Regions from separate parts of the Homo sapiens genome. Here region 1 is linked to region 2. Evidence: read pairs that join two places in POLR2A ChIA-PET (ENCODE). Cell type or tissue: PC-9. All regions are shown on one strand. Links, peaks and the distances in the headings refer to the core of each region. The heading gives the core; the rest is flanking DNA.

Region 1 (16,976 bases), core at 8,796-16,795, 50 kb after region 2:
TCTTCTGAAATGGAATCTTGCTCTGCCACCAGGCTGGAGTGCAGTGGTGTGATCTTGGCTCACTGCAACCTCCGCCTCCCGGTTTCAAGCGATTCTCCTGCCTCGGCCTCCCAAGTAGCTGGGACCACAGGCACATGCCACCATGCCCTGCTAATTTTTTTGTATTTTTTGTAGAGACGGGCTTTCACCATGTGGGCCAGGATGGTCTCGATCTCCTGACCTCGTGATCCACCCCCCAGGCCTCCCAAAGTGCTGGGATTACAGGCATGAGCCACCGCACCCGGCCTACTCCAGCCTTTTAATTGGAAGTAGGAAATTCCATCGTGTGGAATGAGTCTGTGTTTGTATTTTAAAATACCGGCTGGAACAAACGGAAAGAAGTGGGGAATGACAGCCATCAAAAGGTGCTCAGGCCAGGCACAGTGGCTCACGCCTACAATCCCAGCTATTTGGGAGACCAAGGGAGGCGGATCACCTGAGGTCAAGAGGTCGACATCAGCCTGGCCAACACAGGGAAACCTCATCTCTACTAAAAATATAAAAATTAGCAAAAATTAACCAGGAGTGGTGGCGGGCACCTGTAATCCCAGCTGCTCAGAAGGCTGAGGCAGGAGAAGCAGAGGTTGTACTGAGCTGAGATCACGGCACTGCTGTCCAGCCTGGACGACACAGCAAGACTCTGTCTCAAAAAAAGAAAAAAAAATGTGCTCAGGAGAAGCCAGATACAAAAGGTCATGTATTGTCTGAATCCATTTTTTTTTCTTGTTATACTTTAAGTTCTAGGGTACATGTGCACAACGTGCAGGTTTGTTACATAGGTATACATATGCCACGCTGGTTTGCTGCACCCATCAACTCGTCATTTACATTAGGTATTTCTCCTAATGCTATCCCTCCCCCAGCCCCCTGACCCTATGAAAGGCCCGAGTGTGTGATGTTCCCCACCCTGTGTCCATGTGTTCTCATTGTTCAACTCCCACCTATGAGTGAGATCATGCAGTGTTTAGTTTTCTGTCCTTGTGATAGTTTGCTTAGAATGATGGTTTCCAGCTTCATCCATGTCCCTGCAAAGGACATGAACTCATCCGTCTGAATCCATTTCAGTGACATATCCAGAATAGGTCATTCAACCCACAGAGATAGAAAAAGATTGGTGGTTGCCAAGGGCTGGTAGGAGCGGGGACAGGAAGTGACTGTCTGGTGAGCACAGGGTTTCCTTCTGGGTGATGAAAATGTTTTGGAACTAGGCAGAGGTGGTGGTGGCACCATATCATGAATGTACTCAATTTCACTGAATTGTTCACTGTGAAATAGTCAATATTTTATTATGTGAATTTCATCTAAATAAAAAAAAAATGAGTGCTCAGTGGTTACCTCTCGGTAATGGATCAAAGGTGTTGTTCTTCGGAAGGCAAATGTGCACAGCCCAGGCTCTATTCCCCTCATCCCAGGGTCACGGGAAAGGAATTCCCTGCAACACTGCTCTAGCAAAGACCCAGAAGCACCTGTGTGTCCAGCAAGCAAGCAGTGGCCGAATAAACCAGGGCACCTTGATATTAGGGTAAAGAAGGATGTGGATTTGCTTTCCTTTCTTTCTTCTGTATGCTCCTTTTTCCCCCCTACAGCAAACTCTTTTTTTTCTTTATATACAATAACAAGCAGAGACTCAGCAGACCTGTGGCTGCCCGCCCGGGAGCCGAGCGCTGTCAGGGAACTCACCGTGGCGATGCTGACGGCGTCCTCATACTCCTTGGTGAGGACACTCACCAGGGCAGAGCCCAGCAGCAGCAGGATCAGGGGGTTCTTAAACTGAAGAGGAAATAACAGGGTGGGGCACGTTCTTTAGTCTCAGGGACCAGAATGGGTTTCTTACTGTGCAGAAGTTTGTGTGACAGGGGTCTCAGTTCAGGGCCAGGCTTCCAGGTCAACACCATGGTGACCGAGGGCTGGGGAGACCACCCCCATGCAGTGGTCCTCCTCTGCCTGGAACTCCACCCAATTGACCCTCCCAGGTCCCAGTACTGACCCCCTGAAGACACCGGCCTCAGCCCTGCCTTTGAGTTCTTGGTCTCGCCTCTCCACATCTCCATGACGCTCCAGGCCGGGACTTTCGGCAAGATGCCAGTCCTGGCTCAGGACGGCCAAGGATCCTCTCTCACCACACCAGCTCCCCAAATCCTGCACATCCCAGTCACCAAACTCAGTAACAGCCTGCTCCTGTAACAGCCTCTAGGGACTCCAATGATGTCCCTCTCTAAAACAGCCGTTCCCAAAACTTCCTGAGAAGATTTTTACTTTATTTTATATATCTGCCCTTTCATTTCAGAGACATCTCATGGTAGCTCATGTTACAGAGGATTGAAAAGAAATGCAAACACATAAAACCGGATTCAGAAGGCAGACCAAAGATCAGGATAAGGAAGAGAGTTACAATATCAACAAGGGCTGGGTGCAGAGGCTCACACTGTAATCCCAGCCCTTTGGGAGGCAGAAATGGGAGGACTGCTTGAGCCCAGGAGTTTCAGTCCAGCCTGGGAAACACAGCAAAATCCCATCTTTACAAAAAAATGAAAAAATGAGCTGGGCATGGTGAGGTGCACCTGTGGTCCCAACTACTCAGAAGGCTAAGGCAGGAGGATCACTGGGGCCTGGGAAGTTGAGGCTGCAGTCAGCCGTGTTTATGCCGCTGCACTCCTGCTTGGACACCAGAGAAACCCTATCCCAGAATATAACAATAATAATAATGCACCTGGTCTGGGCACCTTGATTCCCAGGCTGCCAGGCTCCTGTCCCCTCAGGGACTCTGCACCCTGCCCTCCAGCGACGCCCTCCATCCACATCCTCACATGGCTTTCCGTCTCATTTCACTCAGATCTCTGCCCAGATGCCACCTCCTCAGAGCACCAGCCTAGTGCCTCCCTGCCATCCCGTCCAGAGCCTTACGCCGTGCTAAGGTAGAATTCCTAATGGTGAGACTCCTGAGACAGAGGAACAGGGCTGCCTTGTGAGGTGATGAGTTCCCTGTCACTGGGGGAAAGATAGGAGAATCACAACACTTGGCATGCAGGAGGAACTCAACACATGTAAGGAATTAATAAGGGAGAGCAGACAGAACCCGTATACGCAAGGGCAGGAAAACCCAGCCGTCAGGAGCTCCCGTCCAGTCCTACAAGGATTCCCACAGATGCATTGCTGAACCGACAAGCTATAAGATGAATGAGCAGGTCCTCTGCTCTCAAGAAATTTAAGAGATTTCATTTTGGGGAACACCCTGGCTGGAGGCTGGAGGAGGATCCTTGGTGAGAAGGAAGATGTTCACGGTGGGTTTCGACAGAGCAGAGGGGAACGAGGAAGGAGGATAACCAGGGGAAGTGGGGGAGCGGGTCCTAGTGGAAGGGGTGCCAGGGCAGAGCAAAGAGATCTCCAGCCGCAGAGGGGAGCTCCTCCCTCACAGCCCATGTCTCGGCCTCCTTCCCTGAACCCCAACTTCCGGGAGCCTCCACTGCCTCTTCTCAGCCCTGCAGTTTTAGGAAGCTTCTGGGCTAGCCAGAACCACCTACATACCCAGAAGCCTATTTTGCTGCCAAAACGCATCGATGAATAACATTCCCAGAACACTGAGAACTGAGCCTTGATCAGGGAGGGGACCTCAAGGAGAGTGGAGACAGAGGATGCTGCCCAGGGGACTGTGATTGGTTCCGGAATCGACCAATGGAGGAAGCTGTAAACACAGAGCCAATAGGAAGGCGGTTGAAGCCTGGGGCAGCCCAGGGGCCAGAGAATGAAGAAGGGGATGTCAGGGATGGGGCCAAGAGCATGCAAAAGGCTGGAAAAGGGGATCTAAGGCCATCTAAATGCCCTCAGGCACCTGGAAAATTCTGCCTGTTCACTGAGCCTTTCTGAACTGGTCCTGCAAAGGTGGCAGGGACTGCCGACTTCTAGAATGGAACTTGGAGCCATGTCAATTGCAGTTTTTTCTTTCCCCTTCTTAGTGGCTTCCAGGCATTTGATTGTGTGCCATTCATTCAGCACCGCGCCAGCACCGATGGCAGCAGCTAGCAAGGGAAGGGGCTCTGGGTGCAGCTCCCTGGCTGCACTGCTCTGCACTGCTCCTCACAGCTATGTGACTTTGGGCTCAGGTTACAGTAGGACACCCAGTAAAATCTAAATTTCAGAAAAACAAGGAACTTTTTGTTTTTAGTATAAGCACGTCCACTGTATTGGGACACACTTATACTAGAAATTGCTTCTTGTTTATCTATCTGAAATTCACTTTGGTTTTGTTGTTGTTGTGGAGACAAGGTCTCACTCTGTTGTCCAGGCTGGAGCACAGTGGCACAATCTCAGTTCACTGCAGCCTCCACCTCCTGGGTTCCAACAATCCTCCCACCTCAGCCTCCTCAGTAGCTGGGATTACAGGCATCCACTACCACATCCGGCTAATTTTTATATTTTTAGAAGAGACGGGGTTTCGCCATGTTGGCCGGGCTGGTCTTGAACTCCTGGGCTCAAGTGATCCACCCGCTTCAGCCGCCCAAAGTGCTTGGATTACAGGCACGAGCCACCACGCCCAGCCTGAAATTGAAATTTAACAGGGCATCCTATATTGTTATTTGCTAAACCTGGCAACTCTGGGGAAATCTTTCAACCTCTGCACTTCTCCTTCCTCATGTGCAAAGGCGGGATTAGGAGGAGGATTAGTAAGCGCATGCTTACTTATTCACTTACTCATATAGCGTGGGGCCCGGGGCCTGCTCAACTGTCTACGAAAGTGATCACTGTTTTTCCTGATCGCGGTTGCCTGGGAGTTGGTGATTTGCTCATGACTGATGCTCAGGCTGGCTGGGGCAGCGTGAAAGGGGCGGGAGCTGTCCAAGGATGCCTTCCATCAACATTGAAAGATGGAATGGCTGCCCCACCCTCGCTGGCTTATGCATGTTAATGCAAAGAATGACACCTCTGGTCCTACCTGATCCAGGTATTTCTTCCACACAGGTTCGCTGTTGTCAGCAACAAACTCATTCCAGCCATGGGCCAGCCGGCGCTGCGTCACCGAGAACTCCGACAGCCCAGTGTGTAAGTCCACCTGGAAGGAGAGGTCAGGCACAAGCTCACTCATGGGCGCAGCAAGGAATGAGGCAACAGGGTACAGACTCCCACTCTGAAAGGCAGCGGCTTCCATGATGGGCCAGGGACACAGGCTTGTCCACCAAGGTGCTGGGACTTGTTCAAAGACCCCGTGCAGATGGGGCAGAGAGAGGAGGAAAAGGCACAAGCCAGTGACCATTATAATTACAGCAGAAAAGACGACTCTGGTCTTAAATTTCAACAAATGGAAATGCAGCATAGACTTCCAGAAATGCAGAAACACATCTTTTCTTCTTAAAAAAAAAAAAAAAAAAAAGGTCTTGGGAATGTAAAATGGTGCAGCTGTTATGGAAACTGTGTGGCGATTCCTCAAAAAATTAAAAAGGGAGCTACCAGATCCAGCAATTCCACTTTGGGGTATATACCCAAAGGAACTGCTAGTGGGGCTCCAAGAGATGTTTGTACAACCATGTTCGTAGCACTGTTCACAAAAGCAAAAAGGAGGAAACAACCCACCAATCTTTCAAGGGATGAATGAATGCATGAAACATGGTGTACACACACAATGAAATACTATTTAGCCTGAGAACGAAAGAAAATGCTGACACGTGCTACAACATGGATACACCTTTAAGTTGAACCTTGAGGATGAAGTTAAGTGAAATAAACCAGTCACAAAAAGACAAATTCTGTTGATTCCACATATGAATTACATAGACTAGTCAAATTCATAGAGACAGAAAGTAGAATGGTGGGTGTCAGAGGCTGGAGGGAGAGGGAATGGGGAGTGAGTGTTTAATGGAGACAGATTCAGTTTTACAAGATGAAAAGAATACTGGAGATGCTAATGTAACCCGCTTTGCTGACTGTGGGTCTTAAGACCCTCCCATGAGAGGGTCCCACCCTATAATCTGGGGGAAGGAATGATGTCATGAAGCTTCCCTAAAAACCCAAAGATAGGATTCAGTGAGTTTTCACGTACCTGAACGTGGGGATATTCCTGGAGAGTGGCATCCAGGGAGATGTTTGAACAACCATGTTCATAGCAGCATTGGGCATGGAAGCCCTGCGCCCCTTCCCCCATTACCTGCCCTATGCGTCTCTTCATCGGTATCCTTTGCCTTTATAATAAACTGGTAGGGCTTGGTGGCTCAGGCTTGTAATCCCAGCGCTTTGGGAGGCCAAGGCAGGCAGATCACCTGAGGTCGGGAGTTCGAGAGCAGCCTTGTCAACATGGCAAAAGCCCGTCTCTACTAAAAATACAAGAATTAGCCGGGCGTGGTGGCATGTGCCTGTAATCCCAGCCACTCAGGAGGCTGAGGCAGGAGAATCGCTTGAAGCTGGGAGGCGGAGGTTGCAGTGAGCTGAGATCGCGCCATTGCACTCCAGCCTGGGCAACAAGAAGGAAACTCCATCTCAAGAAAAAAAAAAAGAATTCTGGAGATAGAGAATGGCGATGGTTGTGCAACAGTGTGACTATACTTAATGCAACTACAATGTACACTTCAAAATGGTTAAGGCCAGGCACAGTGACTCATACCTGTAATCCCAAAACTTCAGGAGGTTGAGGTGGGGAGATTGCTTGAACCCAGGAGTTCAAGGCTAGTCTGGGCAATATAGCATGATCTTGGCTCTACAAAAAAATTTTAAAAATTAGCCCATTGTGGTGGCAGACTCCTGTAGTCTCAGCTACTCAGGAGGCTGAGGCAGGACGATTGCTTAAGCCCAGGAGGTGGAGGCTGCACTGGCCCTTGATTGCAGCACTGGACTCGAGCCTGGGCAACAGAATGAGACCATGTCTTGGAAAAAATAACAAGGTTAAGATGGTAAATTTTATGTTGTGTATTTACCACATATCAGACATTTTTTTAAATAGGCCTGTCTTAAGAAACAAGAGTATTTTTTTTTAAAGGTAAACAAAACTGACAAACCTTTAGCCAGGCTAAGAAAAAAAGAGAGAAGAACCAAATAAATACAAACAGAAATGAAAAAGGAAACTTCACAAATTATATCACAGAAAGTCAAAGGGCCATTAGTGGCTACCAGGAGCAACTATATGCCAATAAATTGGAAAATATAGAAGAAATGGATAAATTCCTAGACACACAGAACCTACCAAGATGGAACCATGAAGAAATCCAAAAGCTGAATAGACCAATAACAAGTAATAAGATCAAAGCCATAATAAAAAGTCTTCCGGTTAGGAAAAGCCCAGGACCCAGTGGCTTCACTGCTGAATTCTACCAAACACTCGAAGAAGCGATACCAATCCTACTAAATAATTCCAAAAAACAGATGAGTAGGGAATACTTTCATTCTACGAGGCCAGTATTACCCTGATACCAAAACCAGACAAAGACACATTTAAAAAAGAAAACTACTGGCCAATATCACTGATGACTATTGATGCAAAAATCCTCAGCAAAATACAAGCAAATTGAATGCAATAACACATTAAAATGAAAATTCATCATGACCAAAAGGAATTTATCCCAAGGGTGCAAGGATGGTTCACCATACACAAATTAATGTGACACATCAACAGAATGAAAGACAAAAACCATATGATCATTTCAATTAATGCTGAAAAAACGTGACAGAATTCAACATCTCTTCATAATAAAAACCCTAAAAAAACTAGGTATAGAAGGAACATGTCTCAATGTAATAAAAGCCATATATGACAGACCCAGGGCTAGTGTCATATTGAATGATGAAAAACTGAAAGCTTTTCCCGTAGGATACCCACTTTTACCACTACTATTCAACAGAATACTGTAAGTTCTAGCTAGAGCAATCAGACAAGAGTAAAAAATAAAGGGCATCCAAATTGGAAAGGAAGAAGTCAAATTATTCTTGTTTGCAGATGATATGATCTTATATCTGAAAAAACCTAAAGACTCCACCTAAAGCTATTAGAACTCATAAACAAAATCAGTAAAGTTAGAGGATACAAACTCAAATGATAAAGATCAGTAGCATTGCTATATGCTAAGAGAAAGCAATCTGCAAAAGAAATCAATTAAGTAATCCCATTTACCACAGCTGCAAATTAAATATCTAGGAATTAACTTAAAGAAGTAAAAGATCTCTACAATGAAAACTATAAAACATTGATGCAAGAAACTGAAGAAGACACAGAAAAATGGAAAGATATTCCATGTTCATGGGTTGGAAAAATCAATATTGTTAAAATGTCCATACTACCCAAAGCAATCTATAGATTTAATCGAATCCCTATTAAAATAACAATGACATTCTTAACAGAAATAGAAAAAACAATTTAAAAATTTATATGGAACCACAAAAGACCCAGAATAGCCAAAGCTATCTTAAGGAAAAAGAACAACACTGGAGGAATCATATTACCTGACTTTAAATTATACTGCAGAGCTTTAGTAACCAAAACAGCATGGTACTGTCATAAAAACAGACACAGAGATCAGTGAAACAGAATAGAGAACCCAGATATAAATCCATACATCTACAGTGAACTCGTTTTCGACAAAGATGTCAAGAACATCCACTGGGGAAAGGGCAATCTCTTTAATAAATGGTACCAGGAAAACAAAATCTCCATATGCAGGAGAGTGAAATTTCACCCCATCTCTCATTATCAATAAAAATCAAATAAAAATGAATTAAAGATGAGGTGGACAGATTACCTGAGGTCAGGAGTTCGAGATCAGCCTGGTCAACATGGCAAAACCCCAGCTCTACCAAGAATACAAAAATTAGCTGGATGTGGTTGTGCATGCCTGTAATCCCAGCTACTACAGGAGGCTGAGGCAGGAGAATTGCTTGAACCCAGGAGGCAGAGGTTGCAGTGAGCTGAGATAGCGCCACCGCACTCCAGCCTGGGCAACAGAGTGAGACCCTGTCTCAAAAAAAAAAAAAAAAAAAGATTAAAGACTTCAATCTAAGATCACAGACTATGAAACTATCAAGAGAACATCGGGGAAACTCTCCAGGACATTGAACTGGGCAAAGATTTCTTGAGTAATATACTACAAGCACAGGCAACCAAAGCAAAAATGGATAAATGGAATCACATCAAGTTAAAAGGCTTCTGCACAGCAAAGGAAATCATCAACAAAGTGAAGAGACAACCCACAGAATGGAAGAAAATATTTGCAAACTACCCATCTGACACGGGATTAATAACCAGAATGTATAAAGAGCTCAAACAACTCTATAGGAGAAAACCTAATAATCTGTTTTTAAAATGGGCCAAAGATCTGGATAGACATTCCTCAAAAGAAGACATATGAATGGCAAACAGGTACATGAAAAGGTGCTCACCATCTGTGATCAGAGAAATGCAAATCAAAACTACAATGAGGTATCATCTCATCACAGTTAAAATGGCTTTTATCCAAAAGTCAGGCAATAACAAATCCTGGATATGAAGAAAAGGGAACCCTTGTACACTGTTGGTAGGAATGTAAATTAGTATGACTGGTGAACAGTTTGGAGGGTTCCTCAAAAAACTAAAAATACGCTGGGCGCGGTGGCTCATGCCTGTAATCCCAGCACTTTGGGAGGCTGAGGCAGGCAGATCATGAGGTCAGGAGATCGAGACCATCCTGGCTAACACGGTGAAACCCCGTCTCTACTAAAAATACAAAAAAATTAGCCAGGCATGGTGGCAGGCGCCTGTAGTCCCAGCTACTCAGGAGGCTGAGACAGAAGAATGGCGTGAACCCAGGAGGCGGAGCTTGCAGTGAGCAGAGATCGCGCCACCGCACTCCAGCTTGGGTGACAGAGTGAGACTCCATCTCAAAAAAAAAAAACAACAAAAAACTAAAAATACAACTATTATATGATCCCCAGTCCCACTCCTAGATACATAACCAAAAGAAAGGAAATCAGAATATTGAAGAGATATCTGCACTCCCATGTTTATCGCAGGAGTATTCACAATAGCCAAGGTTTGGAAGGAGCCTAAGTATCCATCAACAGACAAATGAATAAAGAAAATGTGGTACATATACACAATGGAGTACTATGCACCCATAAAAAAGAATGAGATCCTGTCATTTGCAACAACATGGATGGAACTGGAGGTCATTATATTAAGTCAAATAACATAGTGACCTCCAGACACAGAAAGGCAAACTTTGCAGGTTCTCGCTGATTAGTGGAAGCTAAAAATTAAAATAACTGAACTCATGGAGATAGTAGGATGGTTACCAGGGCCTGGAAAGGGTAGTTGGGAGAAAGTGGAGAGGGCTATGGGTACAAAAAATATAGTCAGAAAGAATAAATAAGACCTAGTATTTGCTGGCATGACAGGGCGACTGTTGTCAAAAATAATTTAATTGTACATTTTAAAATAACTCAAAGAGTGTAAGTGGATGACTTGTAACACAAAGGATAAATGCTTGAGGTAATGGAGACCCCGTTTGCCCTGATGTGATTATTATAGCGTATGCCTGTATCAAAGTATCTCTGGAACCCATAAATATGCACCTACTATGTACCCACAAAAATTAAAAATAAAAAAGAAACAGTAGCTAAAACAATTATATTGTGCCCAACTCCATTCAAGCTCTTTCTGTAAACAAATTCGTTAAATACAGCTAATTTATGAGTCAGTCATAATGGAAGGAAACTTTGTTGTTCTGGTCGCAACAAAAGTGTCCTTGTTTTTAAAAAGCCAATAACAAGAAAACTGTACTTGCTGGTAGAGGAAACGGGGAGAACAGAATTGATTTCTAGATTCTTTTGAATAGTGAAAGAAAATCTAGCTCATTTTCTAGCTAGGGATAATATGCAGGCAGAGAAGAAATACTTCCTCCCCCTCTCCAAATACTAATACACAGGACTTGAATTGAAACAGACTTGAGTTATTCTCAAGAAAAGACACTAGCTTCCAACTTCCTGAAATTGTAGTATGTGCCCTTTTCCTGGGGGCTTTTTATTTGCTTTCCCAAAATGTAGTGGTTCTGAGTATGCACGTGCACGCACGTGTGCACACACACACACTTGTGTGCAATGCAAATGTTTGTCTTGCACTGGCCAGGAATTAATTCAAACTCACTTGAGAAACTTGGGAGAATTTGGTTTTAGTACCTGGCAACTCCACGGATTATAAAAGACGACGGTGGGAATACCGGATGACCAAGAGTTTGGGCTTTCATGTGAAACAGCTGGACTCCACGCTGGGCTGTGCTACCTCTAACACTGGACTGTGCTACTTTCTGTGTCTCAACTTCATCTTCCATCCCTTTATGTTTTTGCCAAGAAATGTGAGGCTGAAGAGAAGCAGCGTACACAGAGTGTCTCAAAGGACGCCGTCTTCCGGTAAGGGCCTGGTGAAGACGAGCTCTACTGACAAGTACTGATATTCTACCTGTGGAATCTGAACCATTCAACATCAACAATATTTTCCAACCTTGATGATAAAATTGATAATAACACAGAATTTCAAAGCACTGTTCAGGGCTTTGTGTTGCTTTCTTTTAAACATAAAACCTTATCACAATTAGCTCCAGATGCAAATTCAATTCTTACACAAAACGCTCTGGCCAAATCCTCTTTCTGGCATTTGCACGCTTCCTTGGGGGGCAGGGCTGTCACCTTCTTCTCTTTCTCGATGGCTTTCAGCTCACTCTGTTCATCAATCTGTGAAAAGAGCAGGGTTGCTGTTTAGCGGATTGAACTTTTGTACTGATTAATTTTTAAATTTATTTTTTATTTTTATTAGTTTATTTTTTTGAGATGGAGTCTCACTCTGTCACCCAGGCTGGAGTGCAGTGTCATGATCTCAGCTCACCACAACCTCCACTTACCGGGTTCAAGAGATTCTTCTGTCTCAGCCTCCCGAGTAGCTGGGATTACAGGTACGCATCACCACACCCCACTAAATTTTTTTGGTATTTTTAGTAGAGACGAGGTTTCACCATGTTGGCCAGGTTGGTCTCAAACTCCTGACCTCAGGTGATCCGCTTGCCTCGGCCTCCCAAAGTGCTGGGATTAAAGGTGGAGCCACTGCGCCCGGCCACATGTGTTTTTTTTAAAGCATAAAACACACACACACAGTGTGCATATGTGTACAGCTCACAAACTAACCCTTATAACCAGCCCCCAAATTAAGAAACAGATATGACTGGTCCCCTGATGCTCCCTTGGCCAACCTACCTACCTGAGGGGTAACTGCTGTCATGGTTTCAATCCTCATAGATTAGGTTGGCCAGGGTTTGAACTTTATGGAAATGGTGCCATGCAGTATACACTCATACATGCTTTCTTGTCTGATTTCTTTCACTCAACATTGTTAGTGAGATTTATACAAGTGAGAATGCATGTAGCAACAGTACGCTAATTTTCACAGCAGCTTAGTATTCCACTGTATGAGTAGATCACATTGTATTTGTTCTCCTGTTGATGAATATCTGGGTTCCAGTTGTTAGTTGTTGGCTAATACTGATGCATCTATTTTTAAGCAAGTTTTTTTTTTTTTTTTTTGTCACCCAGGCTGGAGTGCAGTGGTGCAATCATAGCTCACTGCAGCCTCAACCTCCCAGGCTCAGGTGATCCTCCTGCTTCAGCCTCCTGAATAGCAGGACCACAGGTGCATGCTATTGTGCCTGGCTAATTTTTTAATATTTTGTAGGGACAGGGTCTCCCTATGTTGCCCAGGCTGAGCGAACTTATTTTACAGAATTGAAACTTGTAAGTGGACAGAGTAGGGCAACAATATACATATGTAGAATCCTGAACCTCGAACTTCCAGGATTCTCCATCAAGTATGCACCATATTGCAGAGAGTGCCTCCTACTGATGATAGGTGGTATCACAGCCTGGTTCTATGGGACATTTTAAATAACCAAAGAAAAGGGGAGGGGAAACACAACCAAGTTCTGGAAGTCCCAGCACTCTGTGTTGAGACCTGCGGGCCTGGAAAGAAGCCACGTGAAACACCTGGAGGCTTCGGGAGGCTTTGCTAATACAAAGGAGACCTCAGAAGCGGAAAAGTGTGAGGTATTTTTGCAAAACCATTCCTAGCATCCTGATACCCAGGATGTGATAATCATCTTTTCCTTTTCCACCAGGTTACTGGAAACTGGGAAAAAGGAAGCAGGAGAGGTATTGAGTAACTTCCTCCTTTAGCTGTAATAGAGATTGCAAATCCCACTCTTCCTTCTTGACAGCCGCCCTCCCCAACCCCAAACCATCTCCTCCCAAATGCCTATTTGCTTAGAAAAGCTGTGCTACCCACCTCGGTTTCATGCGGCTGCTTCTCACTCATGCCCAGTGCCCAGGAGCACAGCAGCGATTACGCAGATCTTTAAGCAGGCTTAGCCATCCATTGGGAGCCCTCCTTAAGTCAACATTGCATTCTTTGTAGAGTTACTTCAAAGAAAAATGTGGATTGCACAAGACTTTTCCCCCCATTCTCAAGATCTGCTCCCGTCGTACCAAATAAAGTGCTTGATTCTTGCGCACACCACAGGTGGAGGCAGGCTGGGCACTCCCCCCATCCCCCACACTCACTCAGCTGCCCTCAGCCTTGCCATTTGTGACTCACTACACCGAATTCACTTTTCCTTTTTTTTTTTTTTTTTTTTTTTGAGATAGAGCCTCACTCTGTCACCCAGGCTGGAGTGCAGTGGTGCGACCTCGGCTCACTACAACCTCCTCCTCCCGGGTTCAAGCGAGTCTCCTGCCTCACCCTCCCCAGTAGCTGGGACTACAGGCACGCACCGCCACGCCTCACTAATTTGTTTTTGTATTTTTAGTAGAGACGGGTTTTCACCAGGTTGGCCAGGCTGGTCTCAAATTTCTGACCTCAGGTGATCTGCCTGCCTCAGCCTCCAAAAGTGCTGAGATTACAGGCGTGAGCCACTGCACCTGGCTCGAAACACATAAATCCCATCTCACACACACACACACACACGCCCGATGCTTGAAAACACTTGCAGAGATTCCAGTGCTCTCAGGATAAGAGCCCAATTACCTTCAATGTGACTGCCCAAAACCCACACATGCTACAACATGGATGAACCTTGAAGATGTTATGCCTGGTGAAATAAGCCAGACCCGAAAGGACAAATCCTATAGGACTCCAGTTACAGGAGGTCCCTAAAATAGTCAAACTCACAGAGACAGAAAGGAGAGCAGAGGTAACCGGGCTGGGGAGTTAGTGTTTAATGACTACAGAGTCTCTTTGGGAAAGATGAGAGTTTTGGAGGCAAATATTGGTGATGGTTGCATAACAATGGGAATATACTTAATGCCAGAGAGCCATACCCTTAAAAATGGTTAAAATGGTGAATTTTATGTTATGTATATTTTACCACAATAAAAATCCAGAAGAAAAGGGCCAGACACAGTGGCTCATACCTATAATCCCAGCACTTTGGGAAGCTGAGGCAGGCAGATCATCTAAAGTCAGGAGTTCGAGACCAGCCTGGCCAACATGGTATTTTGTAAAAATACAAAAATTAGCCAGGCATGGTGGCAGGCATCTGTAATCTCAGCGACTCTGGAGGCTGAGTCAGGGAGAATTGCTTGAACCTGGAAGGCGGAGGTTGCAATGAGCCAGAGTCAGGGAGAATTGCTTGAACCTGGAAGGCGGAGGTTGCAATGAGCCAAGATCATGCCACTGCACTCCAGCCTGGGCAACAGAGTGAGACTCTGTCTCAAAAAAAAAAAAAAGATCAAAGGCACCAATTCCCCTGCCTTTGAGGGCAGGACTAGCATGTGCCCCCAACCTTTGTCACGTGCTCTGGACATCTGAAGGCCCAGGGCTGTCCACCCACATGTCCCTGGGGAATGAGCTAGGTGGATTGAGGAAGTCATGGGGTGACAGGGTGCCATGCTGCAGTGACACTGGAGGGGAGAGGGGGTTGGATGCAGAGACCTCCCTCACTCCCCTGTGTTTTGTGACTGCAGGGGCAGAGTCCAGAGCCCAAAGGAGAGAGGACCCAGCCTCCGACTTCCCTCTGTGAGTAAAAGCCACCTACACACTCCCAGCTCTGTAACCAAGGGTACTGGAAACAGGGACTCTGCTCACAGCAGCACAGTTCACGAGACCCAAAAGTCAGACACTGCCCGATGCCCATCCACGGATTATGGAGAAGCAAAATGTGGTCCATCCAGACAGTGGAGCATCAACTCAGCCTCAAACAGGAATGCAATACTGACGCACGTGAATGTTGTTAAACTGTGGCCTCTGCAAAACCATTCTTTGAAAGCCTAACACCTGGTACACCAGAATGTGACTTTATCTGGAGGGCATCTTTACAGAAATGATCAAGGTCAGATGAGGTCAAATATGAGCGATGTTCTTGCAAAAAGGAGAATTTTGCAGAGATAAACATGCACACAGGGAAGTCCATGTGGAGACACAGGAGAAAACCCTGTGATGATGGAGGCAGAGGCTGGAGTGACGTGTCCATCGGTCAATGAATGCTGGGGATTGCTGGCCATGATGGAAGCTTGAAGAGAAGCGTGGAACAGATCCTCCCCTGGAGCCTCCAGAGAGAGCACAGCCCTCCTGACTCCTTGAGTTTTGACTTCTGGCTTCTAGAACTGTGAGACAATACATTTAAATTTAAGCCACCACATTTTTGGTACTCGGTGACCATAGCCCTGGGAAACACACTTGCTACAACACAGATGAACCTGGAAGACATCACACTAAGCGGAAGAAGCCAGACACAAAAGGCCACACGGTATGTGAGTCCACTCATAGGAAAGGCCCGGGACAGGCAAATTCGTAGGAGCAGAAAGCAGACTGGGACTGGGGAAGGGGGAATGGGGAGAAACTGCTAATGGGTACAGGGTTTCTTTCAAATGTTTCAGAACTGAATAGAAGTGGTGGTCACACGACATTGTGAGTGTACTAGATCCCATTACAATGTTTACTGTGAGATGGTTGATTTTGTTATGTGAATTTCACCTCAATAAAATAAGAATTTTGTTTTTCGTTTTTGAGGCAGAGTCTTGCTCTGTTGCTCAGGCTGGAGTGCAGTGGTGTGATCTTGGTGCACTGCAACCTCCGCCTCCCAGGCTCAAGCAATTTGATTCTCCCACCTCAGCCTCCTGAGAAGCTAGGACTACAGGTGTGTGTCATCACACCAGGCCTTTTTATTTTTTATTTTTTTATTTTTTTTGGTATTTTTAATTGAGACAAGGTTTTGCCATGTTGCCCAGGCTGGTCTTGAACCCCTGGACTCAAGTGATCCACCTGCCTCGGCCCCCTACAGTGCTAAGATTACAGGTGTGAGCCACCATGCCTAGCCTTTTTGTTTTTTTAAAGCCATTTACAAGCTACAGGCAGGAACTCCGTCCACCACTTAGAAACCGTCCTCCTGACTCTCTCCTGGGTCCCACCTGTGTCGGTCACAGCCCCCTCCACCCCCACTCCCCCCACACCCATAGCCTCCCATCCACTGGCCTCCCATCCTCTATCCTCCTCCCCTCTTTGCTGGCTCCTCCCATAAACATCTCAGCATGGGTTTCCACTTTAAACATAACCTCTTTTCTGGGCCTTGCATTGGAAATACACCTGCTCCTTCCTCATTTGCCAACATCGAGCTTTTAGAAGGAGTGTCTATACTTGCTGTCTCTATCTTTTCATTTCCTATCCACTTCTCAACCGACTTCAGCCAGATCTCCAGGTCATTTCGGTGTTTCAAGGCCACCGGGACATAGCCCTGGACCCAATACATTGTAAGTGAGGGCTTGCTCTGCCTCAGTCCAGTCTCGTGACAGTCAGGAAACAGAGTCCCTGGGTTGGTGACTGAGCTCGTGGACGCTGCCACTCCTCGCCCTGCATTTGGGAGACTCCTACCTGGGATGCTTACCTGGGCACCCCCCTCATCTCCTTAAGAATGCATAGGGGCCCGGGGGCCTAATCTGCCCCGGGTTGATTCCAA
Region 2 (13,761 bases), core at 3,715-11,714:
GCCCACCAGCCTGAGCCAGGCGGGCATTCCCAGTACCACATGAAATGCACCCACAGGCAGCAAATCCCATCTCTGCTTCATATCCGTAACATTCCCCTGGGGGCAGCATGTGACTAGCCCCAGGCATCATGGACCCCATGACCCTGCTATGAGAGGCTGTTGGTACTTGGGGTTGGGGGCACCTGCCACACTGACGAGCCCCGAGATTCAGCTCTCCCTGGGGACTCCGCGAGACCCCCCCCTCTATCTCCACAGTAGCAGGTTCCAGGGAGAAGCTGGTGACCCCAGGCATTTTTGCAACTGAAAAACAACCAGAAGGGCAGCTTACATGATGGCTGAGAAGTCATCATCCACCAGGATCATGTTGGCGGCCTCTTTGCTGACGTCCGTCCCTGTCTGCCCCATGGCGATCCCAATGTCTGCAGACTTCAGGGCCACTGCGTCGTTCACCCCATCCCCAGTCATGGCCACGATCGCCCCTGACTCCTGCAGAGCCTTTGGAAAGAGCAGGCAATGAAGGCCTGCAGCCTGACGACCACCTCCCAGTGCCCGGCCATGCACACCCTGTGGCCAGCCACAGACACCTCTGTCTGGAGGGCACCCGGAATTCGAATCCCAGCTTCACCCACATTAGCTGTGGGAATTGGGCGAGCCCTTGACCCTCTTGACCTCAGTTTCCCTATCTGCAAAGTGGGAGCAACAGTTTCTTCTTCCCAGGGCTGTTGTGAGGCCCAAACTGAGATGACGGATGTGACGGTGCCCAGCACGGTCAGTAAAGGCTCATAAAGGTTATCCAGTCCCAGTAATAAACAGTAATCAACAGTGCGGCCCTGGAAACCATGGGGTACCTGGTAAGTATTACTACCTTCTTTGAGGAGTAACTCACATAGGGATTTACTCTGTAGAGCTAAAAATAACATGAAAGAAGAAAGCCCGTCTACTAAAAGAGCTCAAGAGCAAACTTTCAGAGCACAGGCGAGAAAACCAAGCACATTTTCTACCTTTTTTTGGTATTCAGAGTCAGAAAAATCACATCAGCTCTTTATTGGGCTCCTGCTGTGTGCCAAGAGATTCATGGGCCTGGCTTTGTTTAATTCTCTACCAACCCTGTGAATCAGCTGACGGCATTAATAGTTCCCCCATTTTACAGATGAGGAAACGGAGGCACGGAGTTGAGTAAAAGGAATAAAGCCAAAAAGCACCCAGCACTTTGGGAGGCGAAGATAGGCGGATCACCTGAGGTCAGGAGTTTGAGACCAGCCTGGCCAACATGGCGAAACCCTGCCTCTACTAAAATTACAAACATTAGCCGGGTGTGCTGGTGCACACCGCAATCCCAGCTACTTGGGGAGACTGAGGCAGGAGAATCGCTTAACCCTGGGAGGCAGAGGTTGAAGTAAGCCGAGATTGTGCCACTGCACTGCAGCCTAGGTGACAGAGCAAGACTCCGTACCTACAACCCCACCCCCAGAAAAAAAAAAGATAGCTTCTCTTTTAGTTTTTCCCTCTACGTTATCCAATTACAGCTCCCAGTTTTCACTGTATGTAGCAAAGGTCCCCCAGTTCTCCCATCTTCTTTAAAATTATCCCCAGGTTTGGTGGGGCTCGTGTCCGCCCAGCTACAGATGACACTTCCCAGCATCCCCTGCAGCTAAACCTGGGCCCGTGACTGTGTTCTGGCCAAGGGGCTGTCAGCGCAAGTGTTGCTGGCAACTTCAGAGCCTCGTCCTCTCCAAGGGAGCTGCCCACGCGCCCCTGCTCAACCTCCTCCCCTCCCCCTGGCTATGAAAAGGTAACTCCCGGGGCAGCTGCCCTGGACCTAGAGAAGGAAGCCACGGTCGGGCCCTGCACTGTCACCCGACGGACGCATGAGCTCCTCGAGCCACAGTGTCTCTGGCCCGGCCCCAGCAGCGCAGCCTGTGCCTGCCTTGCCCAGCGAACCTTGATGATTTTGAGCTTGTGCTTTGGGCTGGTCCTGAAGAACACGGACACCTGGACACGGAGACGGGGAAGACGAAGAATCAGATTTCAAAGCTGTGACCCAGCCCCACTGCCAGCCAAGCCTCCGGGGACCCACCTTCCCCACGCGGTCGGCCAGCTCGCCCTTCTCCACGCTGTCCACCTCCTCCCCGGACATGGCTTGCAGCTTCCCGTTGCACAGGCCGATGTTTCTTCCTTCAGAAGAACCTGTTCTGAGGGCCTGCTCTGAGGCCCGCGTCCCCACCCCTCACTCCCGGCCCCACCTCGGCCATGGGGAACACCAAGAATAAAACCATGCTGGAGACGGTTTACTGAGGACCTACCATGCTGCACGGCCTCGGTTCTATCCACAGGATTAACTTACACCAAACGCCTCATTATCCCCACTTTAAAGATGGGGAAACAGAAGTGACTTTGCCGAGGACACACAGCTGGTAAGGAGTAACACTGGAACCTGACACGGCTCTGATTCCAAAGCCCGTGAACCTTTTCCCAGCACCAGGCTGAGACCACCCATATAATAGTAACTAGAGGGGCTGGGCGCAGTGGCTCATGCCTGTAATCCCAGCACTTTGTGAGGCCGAGGTGGGCAGATTCCCTGAGTTCAGGAGTTCAAGACCAGCCTGGGCAACACAGTGAAACCCCGTCTCTACTAAAATACAAAAAATTAGCTGGGCGCGGTGGTGGGTGCCTGTAGTCCCAGCTACTCAGGAGGCTGAGGCAGGAGAATTGCTTGAACCCAGGAGGTGGAGGTTGCAGTGAGCCAAGATTGCACTACTGCACTCCAGCCCAGGCAACAGAACAAGACTCCATCTCAAAAAAAAAAAAAAAAAAAGTAACTAGAGGAGAAGGGCTGCTAGCCCTCTATTGATGAAGAGACTGAGGGTCAGAGTGGTTCAATGGTTTGCCAAGGGTACACAGCTAGAGGCAGAAGGCAGACTGAAACTGTACATGGCCATGATGCTGCCTGTGAAGACAGCGGATGAAAAGCCCCTGACACACAGTAGGTCCTCAGTATCCATGAGAACTTCCCTTTTGCAGAACCTGCCAACATTTCAGAAACGAGAACACCTCAGAAATTGGAATGCTGGCACACGAATACTCAGCGTCTTTTCTAAGCCTGTAGGGCTAGGCGTGAGCACTCCTGACCGAGTTTGCGGAGGCTTCCCTTTGGTAGCAGCCCCCCATCGTAAAGGATGGATGGGTCCTTTCGTCCTCACCCCCGACCCTGTCCCAGTTACCTATGGCCAAGGCCGTCTCCAGGGCATCCCCCGTTATCATCTTCACAGACACACCAGACTCGGAGAGAACCTGGACTGCTTCCTTCACGCCAACTCTCGGGGGGTCAATGATGCCCACAAGACCGAGAAACGTCAGCCGCCCCAGCTCGGGCCCAGAAGCCAGGGCCAGCACTGAGGAGAGAGGGGGAGTAAGGAGGGGTCACCGGGGGCTTAGGGGCCGTCGTTTTTTGTTGTTGGTTGTTGTTGTTGTTTTTTAAGAGAGTTTTGTTCTTATCGCCCAGGTTGGAGTGCAGTGGTGTAATGTTGGCTCACTGCAGCCTCTGCCTCCTGGGTTCAAACCGTTCTCCTGCCTCAGCCTCTTGAGTAGCTGGGATTACGGGCATGCGCCTCCAGGCCCAGCTAATTTTTGTATTTTTAGTAGAGACAGGATTTCACCATGTTGGCCAGGCTGGTCTCAAACTCCTGACCTCAGGTGATCTGCCCACCTCAGCCTCCCCAAGTGCTGGGATTACAGGTGTGAGGCAACGTGCGCAGCCCTTTGTTAGCCAGCCCCCACCATGGCCCAGATCCTCCTCGGTCTGCAGAGGGCTCAGGCAACAAGTCCCTAGCCTGAAAGGGAGGGCAGAGATGCCTCCAGCGGCTCTCAGGCCTGCGCAGGTGCACAACAGATGGAGAAGGAAGCCAGAAACAGCTGCATAGCAGAAAATACCACTGCTGTCTGCTTGATATGGTTTGGCTGTGTCCCCACCCAAATCTCATCTTGAACTGTAGCTCCCATAATTCCCACGTGTTGTGGGAGGGACCCAGTGGGAGATAATTGAATCATGGGGTGGTTTTCCCCACAATGCTCTGTGGTAGTGAATACATCTCAGGAGAGCTGATGGTTTTATGAGGGGTTTCCCCTTAGGCTTGGCTCTCATTCTCTCTTGCCGGCTGCCATGTAAGACGTGCCTTTCACCTTCTGCCATGATTGCAAGGCCTCCCCAGCCACGTGGAACTGAGTCCATTCAACCTCTTTTTCTTTGTAAATTACCTAGTCTCAGGTCTGTCTTTATCAGTAGCATGAAAATAAACTAATACACCACTCATGGTATAAGACCCACCCCACTTCCCAACAAAAGTGGCTGCAGAAACCTGTGAGCTGGCCCAGAATGGGACATGTGAGGTGGAGCAGGATGGGACGTTTCTAACAGTTCTTGCCCTCATTTGCTCTGTGCTAACTCATCTTGTCATCTCCAGCAGTCTTGGGGGCGCGGTACAGAGGTTAAGAAAAATTGACAGGGGAGCAACCCAGCTGAGGGGACTCTTGCTGTGAGCTTGCCCTGGGCCTTGACTCTGTTTCTGTGGCACAGAAGCCAGGCCCAGCTCCTGCCCCTGGGTGATCTGAGAGGGGGTGGTGTAAGAACATCCTTGCCCCCTCACTGACACCAAAGATGGGGCTGGCATGCCTCCTACACAGTCATGACACTGCGCCAATGACGCTGGCGCCCTTCCTCCCCTTTTCCAATGGTCCCCTCCCCTCCCTGAACCTGGGCTTTGCCAACCCAGGAGCATCCCCTGCTTCTAGTGGCCACCTAGTAGCGCTCTATCCCAAGAGGATACTCCTGCCTCCGTGCTCCCCTCACCCCAACTCTCCTTCCCTCTCCGTGGGGTTTTTCATCTTCCCCTGGATGCATGTGGGGTGGGGGGTCTCAAAGCCCAAGCCACTCCAGGGGATCTAGCAGGTTGGGGGCCTCTCTAAGTCACTCGGGCACTGTCCCAGGCCTGCCAGGCAGCAGGCATCAGTCCACGGTCACCTGCTGAGGAATAACATCCCAGACTAAACACAGATTGGAAAAACGCACAGGCCTTCTCTAAGGCCAGTTCCCAGGTTGTAGTTTTCCCAGCCACAGGTGGAAGACAAGTCCATTTGTAAACAAAAAAGGACCTGCGTGTACACTGGGGGAAGACAGGAAAAGGTCTCACTGCTCCTCCGCCACTGACCCGTTCTCATTACGCTCTCCCGCAAGGCCTGGAGCAAGTCCCTGGAACGCGTCATTACGCTCCGCAGCAGACATCCGGGCGAAGGCGCTGGCTGCACTAGGCAGGGCTGTGTCACCTGGGCCGGCTCCTCTGCCCGGTGGGGATTCAGGGCGTGGCCTCACACAGGCACTTAACCTGGTGCCCAGCACACAAGTGGGGCCCAAGTGCCAGGTGCAGATTTAGAGGCCAGTGCCACGTGGGATGTTTACTTACTAACGTGTCCACTCTTAAGTGAGCCATTTCGTCAGCAGAGGCGTGATGTGACAAGAACAGGGAGCTACTGAATGGCTTGGTCGTATCAACCATGACAAAAGCAGCTGCCACCCACGTGCCAGATTGTCTCCCAATCTCTCCACTGTGCAGGAGGGACGCCACAGCCCCGTCGCTGGTGTCAGCGAGGTGAAAAGGACCTTCTTATACCAGCCCCTCTCAGATCACCTGGCTCGCAGAAGCTGGGCCTGGCTTCTCTGCCACCGAAACAGAGTCAAGGCTCAGGGCAAGCTAAGATGGGATTCACCGTCTCTTCCAATCCTCACAGCAATCAATGAAGTCACTGCTCTCCTGCCTTCCTTAGGCATATGGGGAAACTGAGGCACAGTATTTACCTGTAAGCCTATTGTAGACCCAGCGCAACACAAACCATTTGGGGGGGCAAAGTGCCAATGCTTTGGGGAACGCTCCCCTCACTCGGGAAGAGGGGACACGTGCTCGGCGCTGGCTTCACTGTGCCCCAGAAAGCCGCAAGGGTCTCGCCCCGTACACCTCTGAGCAAGCCTGCCAGCAACCTACAAACTCTGTTCCCCGAAGGGGAAAACCAAGGCTCCTGAGCCAGTAAGGCCAACCCAAAGCCTCTCACTTTCCCCCAAGGGAATACCAGTGCTCAGGAGCACTTCTAAACGCTTCCTCTGTAACTGGCCAGGGTGACAAATGACACCAAGGGAAATGTGAGATTTAATGTTCAGTTCAGCCCATCAGGGATGGCACTGGCTCTGCTGCAGAAAATTGAAAATGGCTAAGGGAAAAAATATGTTCCTTGACTGAAAAGAACTTCGGGTTTTCCTGACAAGAGGCAATGAGCAAAAAGACCTATTGGGAAAATCAATGTTTGGGGTGCAGCCCATTCACCTGCCTTAGGAAACTCAGCAAGGGAGGGTACCCTCTTCTCTGGATTAATGGGGGTCACTAAGGAACTGGGATGAGGTGGGGACCTCTGTGCCTTTCATGTGACCATCAGGTTCCAAGCACACATTATTGCCGTCAGCATGCTGCCTGACTCCTTGGGACGGGTGACCTCCTTGACTAGGGACCCTGCTTGAATGCACTTAAAAGTCAATGTTACATGCAAGCTTAAAGCTCTGGGCCGGGACCACAGGCACTGACCCCGCAAACCGAGCGACCCCATCCTCTTCTCTTCCTGCAGGCAGAATGACCTCTGCTGGGGCGTCAGCGGCAGGGGGATGCCCCCGTTGTTGTACATGGTGCAGTAGCGGATCACCTCTTCCAAGGCCCCTTTCATGAAGTAAATGTCTTCCTGATCCTTAGAAAAGACAAAGGGAAGAAATCCACTATCACTGGAAGCCTTGGTTCATACTGACCATCACCCCACTCTGCACAAGGTTACAAAGACACACACGGGGATCTTTGCAGCGGAGTTATTTATCATAGGCTGGTGCTGTTCACAGGTGCTGGACAGGTTCGCGAAGTTCTAGAATCCATCCATGGAACGTTTTGCAGTCCAGAGAAAGAACAAGGCCAATCTTCAACCTGTACTACCCTTGTTCTTTTTTCAGTTCCCTTGTTATGGTCACTCAGAGCGTCTTGTATGTTTCATGCACGGGAGGTATCATCCCAGCTGGGACTGTGCCTTTGGGGGTGTGATTAACTGGGAATATTTCCATTAGACTGTTGCCTCCCTAGGGCAGCACCAAGTCTATTTTGTACCCACCCCCAGCACTTGGCTTGTAATAGTGAAGCCACATGAGTAGCTGATCATTTTTCCTGTGTTTTTCTTAAGCTCTGTCATGACAAACATGTAGACTATGAACTCCACGGGGGGAGGCCCTGGGTCAGTGAGAGTCACACTGTACCCCTAGCCTCAATACCGGACATACCTGGCTCACGTGGGTGCACAGTGTGAATGTAACACTGTTATAAGATAATATAATATTAATTATATATGTTATTAATATGTAATTAACATATTAATGTTATTAATAAATATAATATTAATTACAGATGTTAATACATTAATTATAGTACATATGTATTGTATATTATTTATATGTATTATATTACATTATATTATTTATATGTATATTATATATTATATATAACTAATATATTCTTATACAATTATAATATATATTACATAATATATATTAAATAATATATGTAATATATGTAATATATATTACATATTATATAATTAATATGTTAATATAACAAGCTTATATTAACCAACACAGACATCTAAGACATAATATTAAAAGAAAATCTTAGGGGGAAAAAGCAAATTACACACACTATAAATAGTGACCTTGTTTTGAAAATACCATCCAGATGTTGTCGTTTGCATATTTAAAATCTGCAATGCTCCATCCCAGACTTAAAATAGAATTACCTCTGGGTGGGTGGTGGGGAGGGAGGGAAGAAGGGTGGAATGAAAGAAGCTTTCATTTTTATGTCATATTTCTATACTTTTTCAATGAGAATATATTACCATTGCCTTGCAAGGGAAAAGATTTAAAGGTCTAAAAGTTTTTTGAAAATCTATAATCCCTTCTAAGCCCCTGAAATGTACATGTGTCCATCCATGCACAGGAAGGGCCTGGCATGAGCTGGCTGAGCTGCCCACAGCCCTGAGTGGGAGCTGAGCAGTCTGCGTGGGCAGACATGATAGATTCTAGAAAGAGTGGGAGGGAAGAGGAGGGGTGGAGAAAACGGTAGAAGGCAACAAAAACTTTAAAAAATAGCTTTTAAGGAAAATCTGAAAAGCCACAACAAATCTGAAAAGAAAATTTTAAAAATCAGCTGTAATGTCCACCCGGGGTGGCCATAGCTTGGTATGTGTTCCTCTAGCCAGGGACAACACGTGTGCACACGCTGATGCACCACACAGACACGCCTTCCGTACTGAAGGATTTGCTCCCCAGTATGACGGGGAGATGAGCTAAGAAGTATAAAAAACTTAGCACAGGGCTGCAAAGAGAGGACTGGCAAGTTGGCGACTGGTGTTAGCAGCAGGGCCTCAGTCACTGGATTACAGGCTGGTCGATCTCAACATTTGCACCTGCATCAGAATCTGCAGAAAATGAAGGTTACTGGGTCCCACCCCTGGACCCTTCGACTCAGGAGGTCTGGCATGGAACCTGAGATTCTGCATTTCTAATAAAGTCTCGCGTGGTAACAACCGCTGCTACTCCAGGGACCCTGCTTTAAGAACTTCTGTTTTAAACAAAAAGCCAGAAGCAGACCCAAGAGAATCAAAGGTATGATGGTGATTAAGTTTTTCCATGTATTTGGAACGTCACAGAAGCAGCCAGGAACTTTCAAATTATCCTTGAAGTCTGCATTTTGCTTTATCTCTGGGTGGGGGCCCGGGCAGAAAGAGAGAAGAGGTTGAAGATTGAAAGGTCTCACCTCAGTCTTCAGACTGCATTTCACCGCCATCCACTTCTGCTCTGAACTGAATGGAATCTCTTTTTTTCTTATATATGAATTTTTAATATCACTTAAGTCCATCTAGCATAATAAAATGACACATTTTTAGTGAGTCATCCGAAGCCAATCTCTATACAAAGCTCAGTCCATTTAAATTATTCATTGTTCAAACCACCTCTGGCAGATAAGAAATCCAAGCATTTAGCACATAGAAAAAAGGCCATTTCTCTTGGAATGTCCCACCTAGAAAAAAAAAAAAAAGTCTCTTCTCTTGGCTGAAGGGCAGACAAGACGGTCTTTGCAACAGCTTCTATCTGAAATCTGCTTAGAAACAAACCTGCAGTGTTTCTGCCGGGAGGAATGTTTCAGACTTGAAGGTGTAGCAATTTCTCAGACGGAACCCCCTGAGTCAGTGAGACAGCCCTGCGTCCAGAACATGGGGTCCTTGCCAGCCCCCCGTCCACAGCCTGGGGTCCTTGCCAGCCTGGCCCTTTGTTGCTCTTTGGTGGCTTTTGGATCAGTGATGTGACAACTCAGAATCTCAGTTTCCCCAGGTGTAAACCAGTCATGACCCATGCATCCCACTGTCCCACAGGGGGTGAAAATGCGGTGCAGCAGGGGCACAAAAAACTACTCCTTTTACGTAGAAAGTGCAGATATGCGTACAATACAGTGTATCTACCATATTAAATTTCATGGGGAGGGAGTGGGGTGATTAGGGAAGAAATGCCTAAACCATCTCCTTAGTGGGGTTGAATTGTACCCCACAAAAGATATGTTGAAGTCCTAACCTCGGAACCTCTGAATGTGACCTGATTTGGAATAGCGCCTTTGCAGATATCGTCAATTTGAGGCTATTAGGGTTGGCCCTAAGCCAACATGACTGGATATAAGAGGAGGAAGGCCGGGCATGGTGGCTCATGCCTGTAATCCCAGGACTTTGGGCAGCCGAGGCGGGTGGATCACGGGGTGAGGAGATCAAGACCATCCTGACTAACATGGTGAAACCCTGTCTCTACTAAAAATACAAAAAGTTAGCCAGGCGTGGTGGCAGGCGCCTGTAGTCCCAGCTACTTGGGAGGCTGAGGCAGGAGAATCGCTTGAACCTGGGAGGCGGAGGTTGCAGTGAGCGGAGATCAAGCCAGTGCACTCCAGCCTGGGCAACAGAGCGAGACTCCGTCTCAAAAAAAAAAAAAAAAGAGGAAAACGCTGCGCAGAGGCGTGGCGGGGAGCACCTCGTGACAGAGACAGAGCTTGGTGTGAGAGACCAAGGCAGGGATGCGTCTGCGAGTCAAGGAACGCCCGGGGCTGCCAGTAACACCCAGAAACTGGGAGACGGAGCCTGGCCCTGCTCACACCTTGATTTCAACTTCTGGCCACAGAGCTGTGTTTCAGTGTGTTTTGGTTACACTAAATCACCAGCCAGTGGTGTTTTATTTCAGTAACCCCAAGACCCTAATCCAGGAGCAATAATGGAAGAAAAGCCCGGGAACCACTGGCCTGGCCTCAGTGCCATTTAGAGCAGGTGAGACAGGTAAGAACCACAAAGTGCTTGCCCCATGCCTGTCACACAGGCAGCACTTCCTACATGCCAGCCAGTGTTTGTTCTGTATTCCAAAATCTTAAGCCAGGCCCCAGGAAAAAGGAAAATTATAACACATCAAGGAAATCTCTTCTGGGTGCTGGAACCTCTCTCCTCTCTAGGCTGCAGGGACGGCTGGTGGCGGAAGCAAGGTGACACATGGGTGTCATTCCTGCCAGGCGGTCAGGCCGGCACCTTCCCTTCTGGGCGGCGAGGAGTTGTTGAATGGGGCAGACTCAGCACTATTTTAAAACGGGAAATGAGCTCCATTCACTATTACAGACATTGCAGAGAGAATTCTCTTCTGTGAATGGAAGAAAAATAATACGATGTCATGATTTCTGTTTGTTTTTTTGAGACGGAGTCTTGCTCTGTCACCCAGGCTGGAGTGCAATGGTACGATCTCGGCTCACTGTAACCTCCGCCTCCTGGGTTCAAGCAATTCTCCTGCCTCAGCCTCCCGAGTAGCTGGGATTACAGGTGTGCACCACCATGCCCAGCTAATTTTTATATTTTTAGTAGAGATGAGGTTTCACCATGTTGGCCAGGCTGGTCTTGAACTCCTGACCTCAGGTGATCCACCTGCCTCGGTCTCCCAAAGTGTTGCGATTACAGGTGTGAGCCACTGTGCCCAATCTTTTTGTTTTTTTTTTTTTTTTTTTTTTGAGGCAGGATCTCTCTCATCTAGACTGGAGTGCAGTGGTGTGATCATAGCTCATTGCAGCCTCAGACTCCTGGGCTCAAGGGATCCTCCTGCCTCAGCCTCCTGAGTAGCTGGGACCACAGGCATGCACCACCATGCCCAGCTAATTTTTATATTTTTTGTAGAGATGGGTTTTCGCTATGTTGCCCAGGCTGGTCTCAAACTCTTGGCCTCAAATGATCCTCCCGCCTTAGCCTCTTAAAGTGCTGGGATTTGAGCCACTGCACTCAGCCTGTAATGACTTTCCAATGTTCTTACACTGGGGAAAAGCACCTGATCTACCAACACGGGGGCTTATGAGAGGGCGACCACCTCTCCCCCGCCCAGCACCAGCTTTGGGAAGGCAGTGGTGTGGGAGGTTGGAGTCTTGCACTGGAGGGAGGGACAGGTAAGCTGATAACAGAAGGCAGTGAAGTGAGCCCTGGTGCTCAGTGATGGGACAGGTAAGCTGAAAATACAAGGCAGTGAAGTGAGCCCGGGATGAGGAGAGGTGTCTGCTGGGGTGGAAACTGGAGTGAACTTGAAGAGAAAGTCGGCACTCGCCAGTGAGAACAGGCAGGAGTGGTCAAAGTCCAGGAGGAAGCAGGAAGGGAGGGTGAGTGCAGGGGCCAGGCTCGGCGGCAGCGAGGGGTCCGTGCTGGGGGATGAGCACCCTGAGTCGGGCTTTTCCCTTGACCTTGATGGAGAGGGTTCTGATCACACCCGAGTCAGAGACAAGTCACACAGCAGAAAGCACGGAGCGGGTCGGGGAAAGGAGCTCCCACAGTGTCCAGGGGAGCCCCAGCTCTGGCTGAAGAGGAGGGACCCAGGCCAAGTGGCCATGGAAACAGACGTGGGAGCTGACCGGGGCCACCTTCTTCCTTCCTTTGCTCCCTCCTCTTAACCTCTGCCGGCCCCTCCTTTCCCATGTCCTTTGTCCTCTCTTCTCCTTGCTTTCCTGTCACCTGCATTCCCAGCCCATGTTTTCTGCCTCTCCTTCTTCTAACTTGTCCTCTGAGCACAGAATGCAGCAGGCCCCCATCAGCTCCCACCCATCCCCTCCACACTGCAAGCAGCCACTTGGTACCTGGTGCTGGGTACAGAATGGCCTGGGGCAACCCTGCACAGCCACAGAGCTCAGGGTCTAACACTGAACCCCGGAGTCAATCGAATACATTCCCAGGAACCAGCCCCTCCCAGTGGTGCCTCGGTGAGCACAGGGTCGTGTTGGGTGCATAGGGAGTCTCGTTCCACTGTCTGTCGCCTCAACACCTGACCAGGGCCTGAACCACAGGGAAGCTCATAGGATTCTTTTGGAATCGCTGGTGGAGGGATTAGAGACCTGCAGAACTTGCTGAAGTCCCGTGGAATCTCAGAGCTCACCTCCTCCACCACCAACAGATGGCCCAAGGCCAGTGTGGGCCATTTTCTTCCATGATTACCTAACGTCCCCACTCCTGTTAGCTCAGACAGGAGCTGGCTTTCTACCAATGAATCCAGCCCCGAGCGAAAGAATTCCCCGCAGAGCCACCCCAGGACCTCCTACCTTCATCGCCAGGGCCATCAATGCACCCTCGGTGGGCTGCCCCATCACGGCGTTCTTTCTGATGACCGCATTGTTGGCAACACAGCCCGCCTAAAAGGGGATTGTCCGGACATCTGTAGTTAGTACTGGGCTCATGAAAAAGTTAGACATTGTGGGCCTGTCCCATTTTTACAGCTGGGGTTGTGGGGACAAGACTTGCTCTTTAAAACAACTCAGCGTCCCGGCTTTTTAAAAGAAACATCGTGACTATTTCTTGGCTGTGCTGAATGTTGGTTCCCATAAAGTTATCATGAGGGAACCCAGCAGGGAGGCAGGTGCACGGGTGGTGACGAGTGTGGGGTAACGGGGAGCGACCGATAATGGGGATGATGGCATTTCCACTTGGGGTGACAAAGTATTCTAGACAGTGGTGAAGTTTGCACAACTTGTGAACAAATTGAAACCACTGAATTGTGCACTTTAACGGGGTGAATTCATGGTAGATGACTTCTACCTCAATTTATACATAAATATTTAAAAAATGAAAAAGAGACAAGCAAAAAGAGTGGGATTCCCAGCGCTCTTCCTTCCCGGCCTGGTGAGCCTGGACACTCGCATTACTTCTCTGCCCATTTCTTTTCTTTTCTTTTTTATTATTACTAGTTTTGCATATTTTTGTTTCATTCATTCATTCATTCGAGATGGAGTCTCATTCTATTACCCAGGGTGGAGTGCAGTGGCATGACCTCAGCTCACTGCAACCTCTGCCTCCCTGGTTCAAGGCAATTCTCCTGTCTCAGGCTCCTGAGTAGCTGGGACTACAGGTGTGTGCCACCATGCCCAGCTAATTTTTATATTTTTTAGTAGAGATGGGGTTTCACCACGTGGGCCAGGCTGGTCTTGAACTCCTGAACTCAGGTGATCCACCCGCCTTGGCCTCCCAAAGTGCTGGGATTATAGGCATGAGCCACCACGCCTGGTCATATTTTTGATTTTTAATCTGCAAAACCAAGACAGCGTTTGCTGTGATAGTGAAGTGGCCCCTGGAGGCAGGTCCTTTGCAAGTGGC

What was found. ChIA-PET counts read pairs that join two places held together with the same protein. Peaks named below come from ENCODE experiments on the same cell type or tissue, not always from the same donor. Only the 100,000 strongest peaks of a DNase experiment are listed, where the experiment ranks them.
Region 1: POLR2A ChIA-PET joins it to region 2 with 12 read pairs; 2 of 35 experiments call an interaction of 5 or more read pairs at or near these places.

What each region holds. Positions count from the first base shown.
Region 1 is chr16:84,393,238-84,410,213 of GRCh38, reverse strand. It overlaps ATP2C2 (ATPase secretory pathway Ca2+ transporting 2), which reads right to left. Exons shown (of 27, transcript NM_014861.4): 2 at 11,605-11,715; 3 at 4,970-5,086; 4 at 1,720-1,809. Among named protein-coding and RNA genes, the nearest start is that of ATP2C2, 33 kb to the right of the region's middle. In PC-9, for the core only: CTCF peaks have their summits at 12,660 and 12,863 (motif pointing left); DNase peaks (open chromatin) are centred at 13,453 and 13,993; H3K4me3 peaks cover 1,630 bases; H3K27ac peaks cover 1,886 bases.
Region 2 is chr16:84,441,552-84,455,312 of GRCh38, reverse strand. It overlaps ATP2C2 (ATPase secretory pathway Ca2+ transporting 2), which reads right to left. Exons shown (of 27, transcript NM_014861.4): 15 at 12,714-12,803; 16 at 8,883-8,984; 17 at 6,624-6,780; 18 at 3,222-3,392; 19 at 2,078-2,175; 20 at 1,942-1,992; 21 at 329-495. Among named protein-coding and RNA genes, the nearest start is that of ATP2C2-AS1, 19 kb to the left of the region's middle. In PC-9, for the core only: no CTCF peak of the experiment used is centred there; no DNase peak of the experiment used is centred there.